2 separate regions of the Mus musculus genome follow, and region 1 is linked to region 2. A link is a contact called in ENCODE Hi-C data. All regions are on one chromosome and are shown on one strand. Each heading gives the region's core, a stretch centred on a gene start or an enhancer-like site at or near the end of the contact. The rest is flanking DNA. Distances are from core to core; before and after follow the strand shown. Region 1 overlaps Gm38791 (a long non-coding RNA gene). Region 2 has its middle 86 kb from the start of Gm33429.

Region 1 (6,260 bases), core at 3,396-5,895, 110 kb before region 2:
ACACAGATCAGAGATTAAATACAGATAAAATTGACAAGCTGTATGTTTTAAAAAGAAATAAGCCAGCTACAGAGTTGAGCAATAGAATAAATTGAACACAGAGACTTGGTTGTTAAGAAATAGTTTAGGCAAGGATATAGTATCCTCAACTGACCTACACTGCTGCTCTCCGTTAATGTGAGATAACCATTCAAATCTGTGATGTTTGACCTTTAATTTTGTTTGTGGTTATATTTATTGGGGAACATAATTTTCATGGTTAACCTCCCTACTTTAGTGACAAGTCCCATGATTTTTGACAAATTTTCATGGTTGTAGAATAAAGACTAGGACCAAACACAGTGTTTTCAACCTAACCCTTCTAAAAGTCCTGCATGTCCCTACTGTCATTAGCCCAATCCTACAGCAGGTATTGATTTCTGCTCCTTTTCCATTAAACCTTATAGATAGAGGACTATTGTTTATACACCTTGGATTCTGGGTTCTTTGTTTTATTGTCTTAGTTAAGTATAACTGTCAACTTGACACAGCTTAGAGCCACCTGAGAAGTGAGTCTCTAGTGATGGGTTGTCCAGAGCAGATTGATCGTTGTCATGATTTTGGGGATTGTCTTGATTGTTCACTGAGGTAGGAGGTCCAATGCATTGCGGATAGTATCATTTCCTAGGTAGGTGGTTCTGTGCTGGGTAAGGAAGCTGAGTGAGCACGAGCAACATTCCACCATGACCCCTGGTTCAAGTTTCTACTTGAGTTCCTATCTTGACTTCCCTTACTGATGAGCTGTAACTTGTAAGTGTAAGCTAAATAAATCCGTTCTTTCCTCTCTTTGAGGCAGGCTCTCATTGTGTTGCTCTGGATGGCCCGAAACTCGCTCTGTAGACCAAGATGGCCTCAAGCTCATACATATCTGCCTGCCTCTGGTTCCAGAGTGCTGGAATTAAAGCTGTGTGTCATCATGACTTGTTTTGTTTTGTTTCCAAATAAGCTTATTGGAGTAAGGCAGCCTGAGGGTAAAGGTGTTTGATGCTCGATGACTCAAGTTCCATCCTGGAAACTACATAGCAGTGCCAAAAGAGAACTGACTCCACTGAGTCGTCCTCTGACCTCCACCCAAGTGCACACATCCTTCCCCTCTCTCTTTCACACACACAAAAGAACATTAAAATGGCAATGAATCATGCTTGAGGGTCTCGGGGCGGGGGGGGGGGGGAGGCCATTCTCCTATCCCATCTGAAAGGGACCATTTTCTAGGACGGTCACAAGAAATTCCACTGTCAGCGAGTGTGTCAGATCATAACACTCTTGTTCAACCCTTGTGACCTCACAGCTTTATCTTTTCAGATGAACTGGGCTCTATCCAAGGCACAGCTAGAGCCACCCTATGATCTCATTGTGGAAAAGGGGAGGCAGGAAAGGGGAGGAGGCTCTCTCAGAAATGAAGTTTGAGCGATGAGAAAAGCTTCTGTTTGACTCCTGAGACACAGAAGCACCACCTTCCAGTGGGAAGTCTCCATCCATGCCCTTGGAATGGGCATCAATTCCTTCCCTCTGCTCCTTTCTTTCTGTCAACCCCCATGCTTAAATCCATGCTAAACCTTTCCTTTTTACTAATAAATTCCAACTCTGCCTCAAACTGGTTTGCCCTAAGTTCTGTTCTCTGTTGAAATCATGGCTCTTTGTAACTTTACTCCAGTGCAGGTCCCCAAAGGATAAGGGAACTCCTTAGGCTGCTGGAGGCAGAGTCGACAGGGTATCCTGTTGCATCATCACTGGCATAGACATATTCTAAAACATTTATTTCAAGAATTTCTTAGTCCAGATGTGGTGGCACAGGCCTTTGATCTAAGCACTTGGAAACCAGAGGCAGGCAGGTCTCCATGAGTTTGAAACCAGCCTGGTCTACATGGAAAGTTCTAGGCCAATCAGGACTAGTGTGACTCTATCTAAAAATAAATAAATAAATAAATAAATAAATAAATAAATAAATACACACACACACATATATACACATACATATATAAATATATACACACATACATACATAAATATACACATACATGTCTGTGTGTGTACTATGTCAAGGAACACAGATTTAGGTTGAAACAAACAAACAAACAAACAAGCAAGCAAACAAATTTCTGGGACAGGCAGGTATGGTGGTCCATGTCTAGTTCTTAGGGTGCTGAGACAGGAGAATTGCTGTGACTTTGTGGCCAAACTTGGTTACATAATAAATTTCATCCCTGCAGATTTTATTATATCATGTGTTTTACCACTGACGTACATATCCAGGCCCTGTTCAGCTCTTAATATTTTAAAAATAGTTCTGTATTGGGCTATTCATCTACCAACTTTAAATTCACAACCAATCAAATCAATATAAATATTTTGCATTTTGATGGGTAGTTCACCAAATACAAAATAATAGCAGGACGGTGCTTTTTCTCTTAATGAAGTCACACATCTGTCTCGATTGCACTGCATTGAGGGGATGAAGGCTCAGCATCAGTTTTATTTTTATTTTTCATCTTTAGAGAGATAAGCACCGAGAAAACCTGATTACATAAATATGTAGATATAAGAAGTAGAAGGAGTTTTGTTACAGTTCTGCCAATCAATTCTTGGAACGATGAGTTATTTTCTAAAAAAAAAAAATCATAGAGTCATCTTTGTTGAAAATTGCTTTTAATGAGTTATCAGCTTGCTACTCAGTAAAGTCTTTCAATTCTGTTGCCCAAATCATTGGAAGTCATCTGACTTGCAAAGAGGCTCCTCTTCTGAAAGGCATTCATTTAGCCCGTCACTAGGAAGCCTATTAAAAAGTATTATAAAGGTGGCCTGTTATCTCAGTAGCAAAGATCCTTAGGAAGAATAATCAGGAAGTCCGTGATGCAGGTTAGTGGGGAGGGTCCTTGCCTAATATGCTTGAGGCCCTGGGTTTCATCCCCAGCACCTCATAAACCACATATAATCCCAGCATTGGCGTGGGGGCATGAAGGCATGATGACCTGAAGTCCAAGGTTATCTTCAACTTCACAGCAAATCTGAGGCCAGTCTGAGCTAAAGGAGACCCTGCCTTGAAAAAACAAAACAAAACAAAACAAACAAACAAAACTACTAACTTGTCAAGTTAAAAGGATTGGAAATTAGTCATTTCAACTCCTCCCCCAAACCCACCCACCCTACCCCAAAATAAAAACAATTTAACTTGATTTCTTTTTATCCTTTTCCCTTCCCTTCCCTTCCCTTCCCTTCCCTTCCCTTCCCTTCCCTTCCCTTCCCTTCCCTTCCCTTCCCTTCCCTTCCCTTCTCCCATCTCCTTTTTTTTTTTTTTTTTTTTTTTTTTTGGAGACATGGTTTCACAATGTAGCCCTGGCTAGCCTGGAACTTTCTACGTAGCCAAGGTTGGCCTTGAACTCACAGAGATCCTACTGCTTCTATTTGGAGTACTGGGATTAAAGGGACACACCAGCACTCTAAACCTGAAGAAAATTGTGATTATCTAAATTTGTGTCTAATAGGCCCTTGAAAATTAGTTGCGTATGGTAGTGTAGGACTGTAATGCCTGCGCTGAAGAGGCTGATGCAGGAGGATCCTGAGTTCAAGAATAGCCTTGGTAAACTGGGCGTGGTGGCGCACGCCTTTAATCACAGTACTCAGGAGGCAGAGGCAGGCGGATTTCTGAGTTCTAGGCCAGCCTGGTCTACGAAGTGAGTTCCAGGACAACCAGGGCTATACAGAGAAACCCTGTCTGGAAAAACCAAAAAAAAAAAAAAAAAGAATAGCCTTGGCAAATCAGTTATAGCACTATTTGTAACACTCATTTAACTTTTTTTTTCTATGTATAGCTTTTTGGTTGGGGTGCTATGCTTAACTTTTTGAAGTATTTTGTAATAAAATATAGACATGATATTGTCATTGCACAATACTTTCAGTACACAGGGAGCAAGAGATAGTTTATTCTTTTTTGTTTGTTTTTGTTTTTTCGAGACAGAGTTTCTCTGTGTAGCCCTGGCTGTACTGGAACTCACTCTGTAGACCAGGCTGGCCTCGAACTCAGAAATCTGCCTGCCTCTGCCTCCTAAGTGCTGGTATTAAAGGCGTGCACCAACACACCCGGCAATAGTTTATTCTTGAGTTAGATATGTCCAGGAACACAGGTTCAGTTTGACCTAGATAATATGTTCTTACATGGAAATGATTTCATGAAATATTTACAGTTACCGAACAACAGAAAGTCAAATCAAGGCACTTTTCAAATATGCTGGTGAGAAAAAAAGATGAAAAAGGGAAAAGAAAAAGGAAAATGTCGTTTATTGTTTTGAACACCAGGGAAGGGCAAACAGGGTCCCTGTATTTGGGGTTTCTCTTGAACTTTTAACAGAGAGTATCCTTGCTGTCTCCCTGTATCCTGCTGTGAGGCCCCAGCTCTGAAGACAGGGGATGGGGGTGGGGTGGGGGCGGGGTGGGATCGAAGCTGAAAGCCTGTAGATGAAAGGAAGCGCGGGAAGCCGGGGCAGATGACACGTGACCTTCTTTACTCTGGTGGAGGCAATGGCCTCTGGTCTCAGGGGCATATTTATACAAAAATCACACAAAGGTGGCACTCTGCCAGGGATGACTCATAGTTACATAACAGGCTACATCGTTGGTGATATGTGCTGCTGGCTGACTCATCTTCCCGGATATCCTGTGTGAGCCATATTTAGCACATTATGGATTTCTACATTGGTGCTTTGCTGTTTAAACCTTTTCGTGGCCCGTATGGCCTTCAGTTCTCTTTACCTGCCTTTCATTTTTTTCTTTCTTATAATTTTTTCTTCAGTATAGATTTGATGCCTTGTAGAATATCCCATCTTCTGGATATATTCAGTTGTTTCTATCTGATATATTTTGTTTGTCTATTTATTTATTATTATTAGTCCCTCTCTCTGTGTGTTACGTCCATATCTGTGCATACACGTTTGCCCGTGTTTGGACATGGTTGTGTGGAGGTGAGTGTGCAAAGACAGCCTGGGATAAATGAGAACCTTCCCTAAAAAAAAAGAGAGACAGAAAGAGAGAGGGAGAAGGAGGGAGGGAGGGAGGGAGGGAGAGAGAGAGAGAGAGAGAGAGAGAGAGAGAGAGAGAGAGAGAGAGAGAGAGAGAGAGAGAAAGAAAGAAGAAAGAAAGGAGAAAGAAAGAAAGAAAGAAAGAAAGAAAAAGAAGAAAGAAAGAAAGAAAAAGAAAAAAAGAAAGAAAGAAAGAAACAAATCAACAACATCCAGGTTTGGGCAAAGACTAAATTTAAATATGTATTTAATAAAATATAAAAAACATGGCTCACTTTCTATGGAATATTTCCCAGGACCAGCAGCCATCTCTTGCATTTTATTTATTTATTTATTTATTTATTTATTTTTTGAGACAGGGTTTCTCTATAGCCCTGGCTGTCCTGGAACTCACTTTGTAGACCAGGCTGGCCTCGAACTCAGAAATCTGCCTGCCTCTACCTCCCGAGTGCTGGGATTAAAGGCGTGTACCACCACGCCCGGTCTCTCTTGAATTTTCTAGGTGGGAGATGCGTACCCTAAAATTGCACTGTGCTCTGGCAATGGGTAACTAAAAGTTCAGTCTCAGAAGACTGCCTCCCACCCCCCAGTGCCCAAACCCCGGAGCTTCTAGAGACCAGCTGGTTGTAAATTGAGGCTGTTTACACAACTCCTTTCATAGGTTCAATAATTTATTACAAAGGTCTGCAGAACCCAAGGAAAAAGTGACATTTGCTGGCTTCTTACAAAGGACTACAAGAACTCATGCCTATTAAACCAACAATACTGTTATTCCTAGCATCATAGTCTAGAATATATCTCGTTTCAGAGGAAACCAATATGGTCAAAATATCCTGCTTTAATACCATGTTTTCCCCACGACAGCAGTATAAATCCAACAGGGACATGACTCCATATGTAGGCTTTATTGGCTGCTAACATGTCTCCATTTAAGGCGGCTTTACAAACTGCGTCCCTGTGAGATGCTCTGAAGGTTTTTGCACCACAGGTTATTGTACCACTCTGAGACTTGGAAAATCTTTCCTTTGTAACACAGGAGAACTGTGAAAGGGATGTGTCTGCTTTGGCCTGTGCTTGCTTTCTCAAGGTGTGTGACAGGCTTTCCCCATAGAGGGGTAGGGGGGGAGCCAATTCAGCCTAATTAAAAGTAGAAAAGGCAAGTTTATTTGGGAAATGGGCTCTTGGGTGAGTTCACCAGTCTCAGGGGGA
Region 2 (6,708 bases), core at 1,624-4,123:
CATAGGGAGAAAGCACAGTTGGCCCTGGGTGACAGAGAATGACATTTGAGTGGGTACCTCCCAGAAGGTGTATAGTCTAAGAAAGGCTCCGTGGAGCTGTGTGGAGACCCTCTAAGGCAAATCGAGCAGATGAAGAGGTCTGTGTCCTTCTAACTGCACCTGTCATACTCAGACATGGTAGGAACATCATTGGAGGGAGATGCAACTTCATGCAGGTGACCCAGTCTACAGCTGGGGCCCTGGGTCAATCAATATAACTCCCTGCAGTGGCAGGTTTAAGGGTACATTAATAGGGCACTACAGAGAATGAGCAGGACACTAAACAGATGATGACCACTCCGTCAACAAAGGGACCTCAGAACCTCCCTTATTCTGAAGCAACAAGGGATTTTCCTTTCTCCGTCTTGTGTTCCATGGAGGAAACCAGCGCTTCGCCTTTGTGCTGCTTGCCCTCTTTCTTTTGGCTGCATGCTCTTTTCCATGTCCAGCAGTTTCTTGTTTCCCCAAGTAACATTTCAGGTTTGCTGACCGTACGATTTCATATAGATGGACCTGGAACACCTTTTCCTCTTGCTTCTCAGGTGTGATAGTGACTTAAAGATCCATCTTCGCTACTGTGCATGTCTCCACCTCCCCCCCCCCCCCACCTCCTGCCCCCATGAGGATTTCATTGTATGACTGTACCACAATTCACCGATTATACTTCTGCCTAGTGAGGGAGGTCATGAAGACAGTAAAAACACACAGTGCACCCAGGACCCCCATGCAACACTCAGAGGCAGCCTCAGAGCCCCTGTGTTTCTAGGGAGAACTGGTCCAAGGCAAAGGATGCTGACAAGCTCACCAAGTATATGTACACAGCTTGTGCACTCCAATCTGTTCCTGTCCCTGGCCTCCCCATCCACCACACTGTCTTAGGTATAGCTCAGCTGAGTCTACATCAGTTTCCAGCAGGCAAGCCTTTGGCTTTTATATTTCAGACTCCACGGAACAAGCTACTAATCCTTTTACCCCTGTAGGAAGTGACTGCTTGCAGATCCTTTGCCCATATGAGGTGTGAGGGGAGGCTACCTCACTGCAAGAGACTGGATCCCTGTTCTCACTTCTCCTACTGTGGGTCAACACTTGACCCTGTATGTTTTCCATTTTCCACCAGCTTGAATCTTCCGCTGGTCCCTTCCCTGTACGTTTCTTACCTGGCTTCTTACTATGGTTCATGACATGTGAGTTCTTTTTCCTGGGTAGGGCCCCAACAACTAAGTAAAGAGCTCCAAAATAAACATCCCGGTGCAGAAGTACACAGTGTCCTCTGGGGAGGAGTGTCCAGACGGCAACCTCGGGCACTGAGCAAGTCTCGGATGTTTATTCGTTCACTTACTTATTTACTCTAGTCATTAAATATAAAGGGCTAATCGTGATTAAGATGGCCAATTCATATTTAAATAATAGAAAAATAACTGTGTGTGGTGGCGCATACCTAAAATCCCAACACCTTGAAGGCTAAGGCCACTCAAGGCCAACCTAGGCTAGATAGTATAGTGAGTTTTAGGCCAGGCAGGGCTACACAGCAAGACCTCACCTCAGACAACAAAACAAAACAAACAAAAGTAGAAAAACAATTTAATTTCCTTTCTTTAAAAATCATAAAGACAAAAGAGAAAGTTGTAGAACCCTAACACTTTCCTGGCGTGGTGCCACATGCTATAGTCCCAGCTGCTCAGAGAGCTCAGAGGGCAGGAGGGTGGCTTGACCCTGAGTTTGAGACCATGAAGGGCGGCATAATGAGATGTTGTGTTTAAATCAGTGATTCTCAACCTTCCCGATGCTGAGACCCTTTAAAAGAGTTCCTCATGTTATGGTAATCCCTGGCCATAGAATTATTTTCCTTGCTATTTCATAACCATAATTTTGCTATTGTTGTGAATTGCAATGTAAAGATCTGATATGTTACCTCCGCAAAGGGTCTCAACCCACAGGTTGAGAACTGTTGATCTAAATGAGTTCTGTCTGGACCTAGTTCCTCATCTCCAAGCTCTCTTCCAGTTTAAACCTTGTGATTGAGAATGTGATTGTCATTCTTGGTGGTCATCTTGACAGGATTTAGAATCACCATGGGAACAAATGTCTGGCCATGTCTACAAGGCGTTTTCCAGACATGGTTAATTAAGGTAGAAAGGCTACCTGAAGTGTGGACTGGGTTCCCGGTGAATAAAAGGGAGAAAAGAAGATGAACAGCAGTGTTCGTCCCCCTCTGCTTCCTGACTGTGGATGCAACATGACCAGCTGCCTCCTGCCACCATGAAGGACTGTGTCCTGTTGAACTGGGAGCCTCCCCCCCTCTTAAGTTGCTTCTTGCCAGGTGTTACAACACAAGTAACTGAGCAATATAGATGGAAGTAACTAATACTAACCCTTCCTTCCTCTGCCTTATTAATATACTTTAACAATTTATTTTTTCTTTTCTTAGTTTTAAAATTCATAACATATGTGCTCCCTGGGTGTAGACTGCATTCTTTATTCATGAGTGGGCAGCTGAGTAAACATAATTACATTCCAGGAATCCCAGGAATTGGACGGAGGTCACACCAGTTTGCAGGCAACAGGCCTGGGCAGTTCCGTGGTGTGGTAGAAGATTTGCAGGCACACACCAGGCACTGGGTATGACTGTGGGCGTGAGACAGCTTGTCATGAAGTGGATGGAACGTGATGGGTATGATCAATACGTGGCACAAAGCTGGGGAGGATAGATGAAGAGACACTATGTCCTAGGACAGGTAGGGAGGACCTTTCAGTCCAGCAGCGCAGCTCACTGGCGTCTCTCTGCTCTCCCCGCCCCTCCCTTGTACTTCTGGATGATTTCCTTTAGTCTTTGGTTACCCTGCTCCACTACTATAAATAAGGAACTGAGTGGTTAAGCTAGCAGAGTATCTCCTCCCCCACTTCTCCTTTTTCATCTCAGTGTCCAAAGCTGAGCTTTAATCAAAGGCAGATGTGTAGAGGGAAACACCGACAAAGAAAACAAACATTCGGTTCCTGTGTTTTAGTCAGACTTAGCATTTCGGTGACAAAGTCCTGTAGAAAATAGCTCGGTGGAGAGAGGGTTTATTTTGACTCTTGGTTTCAGACGCTCAAGAGACAGGCAGAGAAGCATAAGAACAGAAGAGGTGTAGTGTGGTGTGGTGTGGTGTGTGTGTGTGTGTGTGTGTGTGTGTGTGTGTGTGTGTGTGTGTATTTTGGCAGAAGAGGCCTCTCACCTTATGAAAGGGAAGAGACTCAGCTTCCACAAACATGTCCCAGTGATCCACTCCGAACAACTGAGTCCTCTGAAAGGTCATCATCATTGATGTCGTCAAATCATGAACCACTAATAAACCTATCCATCAACTAGCTCAGAGCTGTCACGACTCAAACACTCCTCCAGAAACTTGAAAAAGAATTCTTCCTTTTTCTCCTCTCCTCTCCTCTCCTCTCCTCTCCTCTCCTCTCTCTGTCTCTGTCTGTCTCTCTCTCTCTCTCCCTCTCTCTTTCTTGTGTGCTCAAACTAACTACATCCCCAGGCAAAGTTTCTTTTCAGGTTTCATTATTTGATGACATCTCGTATCTAAAACCTTTCCTACAAATTGTCCTTTCTCATTGGTTGAGGTATCCAGCTACGGCAGGGGGCTTGCCTTGTCTAATATTCATGTCCTAACTTGTCAACTAGAATGTGACTTGTTTAACATTCATGTTTTAACTTGCCAACCAGGAAGTCAGTTACCCATGTACATGTCTCTTTCTGCTAAGTAGAACATCAGTTCCCACTTTACTCAACCCCTATTCAAAATGGAAGTCTTATTCCAAACACTTTCTTGAGGTTCTACGTTTCTTCCTGCCACTGGGGTATGGGAACACCGCTGGGCAGCTGAAATGCCTAGACACTAGACTGCATTTACCTTATGCCCACTGTCAGGCGCTAGGCTGGAGGGAAGCACCGATACACCACTTAGGGGCATGGGAAAACAGCCTAGAATGTGAGAGGCTAAATCTGGGGTTCCCAGAGTCCCTGGCTCCCAGTTGTTGCTGGAAATCACAGAGGAGTCAGAAATGGAGAGTTGGGGGCCCACAGCCTGGACCCAGGGCTCCAAACTCTTGGACATATAGATACCCTTGGGTCGAGGGGAATTGGGAATGGAAGAGGCCAGCAGGCTGAGGAGTCTGGGGCCTGGGGATGATGGAACTCTGGCTTAGCTCATTGGTGATTGTCCTTAGCTTAGCAGCGGTTATCTGGGAGCACGGAAGGGCCTTCTGAGAGAGACTTAGGCTGTGCGGTTCTGTATAGGAAGGCTTTCTCCGTGCTCCCCATGGCGAGCCTTGTTAAAATAGACAGTCCTTGGTTCCAAACTGTTTATTGACTGTTCATTGTGGAAAACGGGTATATACCATCTTCTCAGGGTGGACCAGAGATTAAATATCGTTTGCAGGAAGGAATGTCCGGGAAGGGAAGCTTATTGGCTAAACTCTCAGGACCCATCTAGATACCGCATTAGCACGGAGGACTCTGTTCTGATCTATGTGACCATAGGTCATGTTCCTATGTAGGAAGTTTCATGTCTCTTCCTACACATGACAAAGAAAATGTCACATGACAGGCCCTGGTCAGAAACAGGTGAAGCTCCTACCATCTTCTCAGAGGTTTCAGGACTTCCAACCCTCTTAACCTTACCAAGTTTCCTCGCACAGACCATTGTCCCACAGTTTCTTATATTGGGTGCAGGTGTCTCTCTTATGTTGGCATCCATCCCAGGGGCAGCTTATAAAAGCAAATATCATAAAAGTTTATACATGGATGCAGGAAGTGCTGCTGGGTGATTAGCTTGGGTCCAAGTTTATTGTAGAACAAAGCAGTTCTACTCACTTCTATCGTGATTGGTTTCCAAGGGCACAGAATTTAACAGAGTATGCAATCAACTTGTGCACAAGGAAGTTCCCTAGTAACAGCAGAAACACCATATGAGAAAATTTTCTTATAATATTAGTAACAGCACAAAATGGTAGGCTAGCCAGGTAACAGTTACCTAGACCTTAATATTCCTTCTAGGCCTTAGTACAGGGTTTCTTGCCTGAAGTTCATTAGCCCTGTGAATTTGAGGAAGGATTGTTGGCTATTGAGTGTGAGTCACACTTTCTTATTACAAGCCTCACTGTGATAGCAGAAGCAAGGAATAGAATCTGCATTCCGCTCTTCTGTTTAGGGTAGATTTGCTGACATTCAGATTCTGGGTCCCATGAGTGTTTTGGCATAAGAAACCAGTTATTCTCACAACAGTTTGGTCAGAAGTTAATCTGTTTGCACAAAGATTATGATAGGCTGAGAAAATCACTTCTGTTTAGCTTGAGTTGACACAGGGTCTCTTGCATCCTGGTTTATCCCAGGCTGACATCAAAATTGCTATGTTGCCTGAAGGTGACAATCTTGGACTTTACGATCATGTCACCTTCTTCTTCCAAGTGCTGATAATTATGGGCACGAGTCACCATGCCCATCCATTTGCTGGCCATGAATGTACTGAGTAGTATAAGATTGATGTCCAACAATACCTAGGGAGGCATTCTGCCTCTGTTTACCTTTTTAGCACTAAGACTACAAGCATGTGCCACCATCTCTCTCTTATTTTAAACAGTTTCTGAGAATTGAACTCATGTCCTTGTGCTTGTAAGACAGGACTTTCCACTATAGCCTAGGCTGGCCTGGAACTCATGATAGTCTCCTAAGTGCTAGGTTTATAGAAAAATGGCATTCTATTGCTAAGGATTAAGGTTAAATTAAGTCTAAAATTTTTGGTTCACAGAGCACAACTATATTATTCTGAAGCAAGATGATTTTTTTTTAAAGTAGGGTTTTCTTTTGCTGTGATTAAATTCTATTAATTGCTCTCTCATTCTATGTTTAGAGTGCAAAGGTGGGCGTCATTACCCAAGTGCAGCTGGAGTAACAATAACAGCCCTCCTACAAAAGAGAAGGAGCCATCTTAAGCTGCTGGCTAGGTCACCAGAGGCCCTGTAAATATGCAGATTAGATCTCCTTGAACCCCAGAGACATCTCTGAGAATGAAATGTTCTGTCATTCTGAAAACATTCCCCAGGAGGGTCAAGCATGAACTAATCATAACACATGACCAACCCAATGCACTGAAGTGAAAGCCATGTACTGTCTACTCCCATTTAAATGCAAAAGCCTGGGAATTCACTATGGGCCTTATGACTTACCCAGTAACAGCCAAAATAGCTTAAAACCAGACTGGAACTGCCAATGACTGTCTTCCCATGGTTTGTCTCAGGGACCACACTCCCAACTCCCATGTCTGTTTAATGATGGTTAAGAGGGATTCTTTTCTATTCCCCCCATTTCCTATTTTCTTACCTCCTCTTCTTCCTCTTCTTCCTTATTCCCAAGAATTTCCATTTAATCAAAGACATAGTTTTGGGTGTACTCTAGGACTGCCTTAAGGGTGGGAATTAAATTTGGGTCGTTGGTGGAGCTTTAAGCTGGGGCATCATGCAGACGATACACACTAGATTTGCTAGAGCTGTGTTGGTCCCAGTTTTTCCCTGAGTAGCTGTGCTATAATTGGGTTTTCTGGTCACAAACTCTATGCTTCCTTCACTCGCACGATTTTATTCTTTTGACGTTCAAGTACTGGGCTCATTAGACCATTCAGAGATCAAATC

What was found. Hi-C counts contacts between places; a loop is a spot of excess contacts on that map.
Region 1: a map of v-Abl transformed pro-B cells shows a loop between it and region 2 (2.0-fold over the local background). The contact joins two enhancer-like sites. A Hi-C loop is called at or near these places in 5 of 37 maps with a recorded cell type or tissue (adrenal gland, heart, left cerebral cortex and 2 more).

Annotation. Positions count from the first base shown.
Region 1 is chr6:37,730,921-37,737,180 of GRCm38, reverse strand. Gm38791 (a long non-coding RNA gene) reads right to left here. Exons shown (of 4, transcript XR_868982.1): 4 at 2,800-3,076. Among named protein-coding and RNA genes, the nearest start is that of Gm38791, 19 kb to the right of the region's middle. Within about 2 kb of position 4,645, at least 1 of the 3 ENCODE cell types and tissues checked has a DNase peak (open chromatin) inside an H3K27ac peak, as active enhancers do; it is heart, where a contact is called at or near this core.
Region 2 is chr6:37,613,761-37,620,468 of GRCm38, reverse strand. No RefSeq gene overlaps it. Among named protein-coding and RNA genes, the nearest start is that of Gm33429, 86 kb to the right of the region's middle. Within about 2 kb of position 2,873, at least 1 of the 3 ENCODE cell types and tissues checked has a DNase peak (open chromatin) inside an H3K27ac peak, as active enhancers do; it is heart, where a contact is called at or near this core.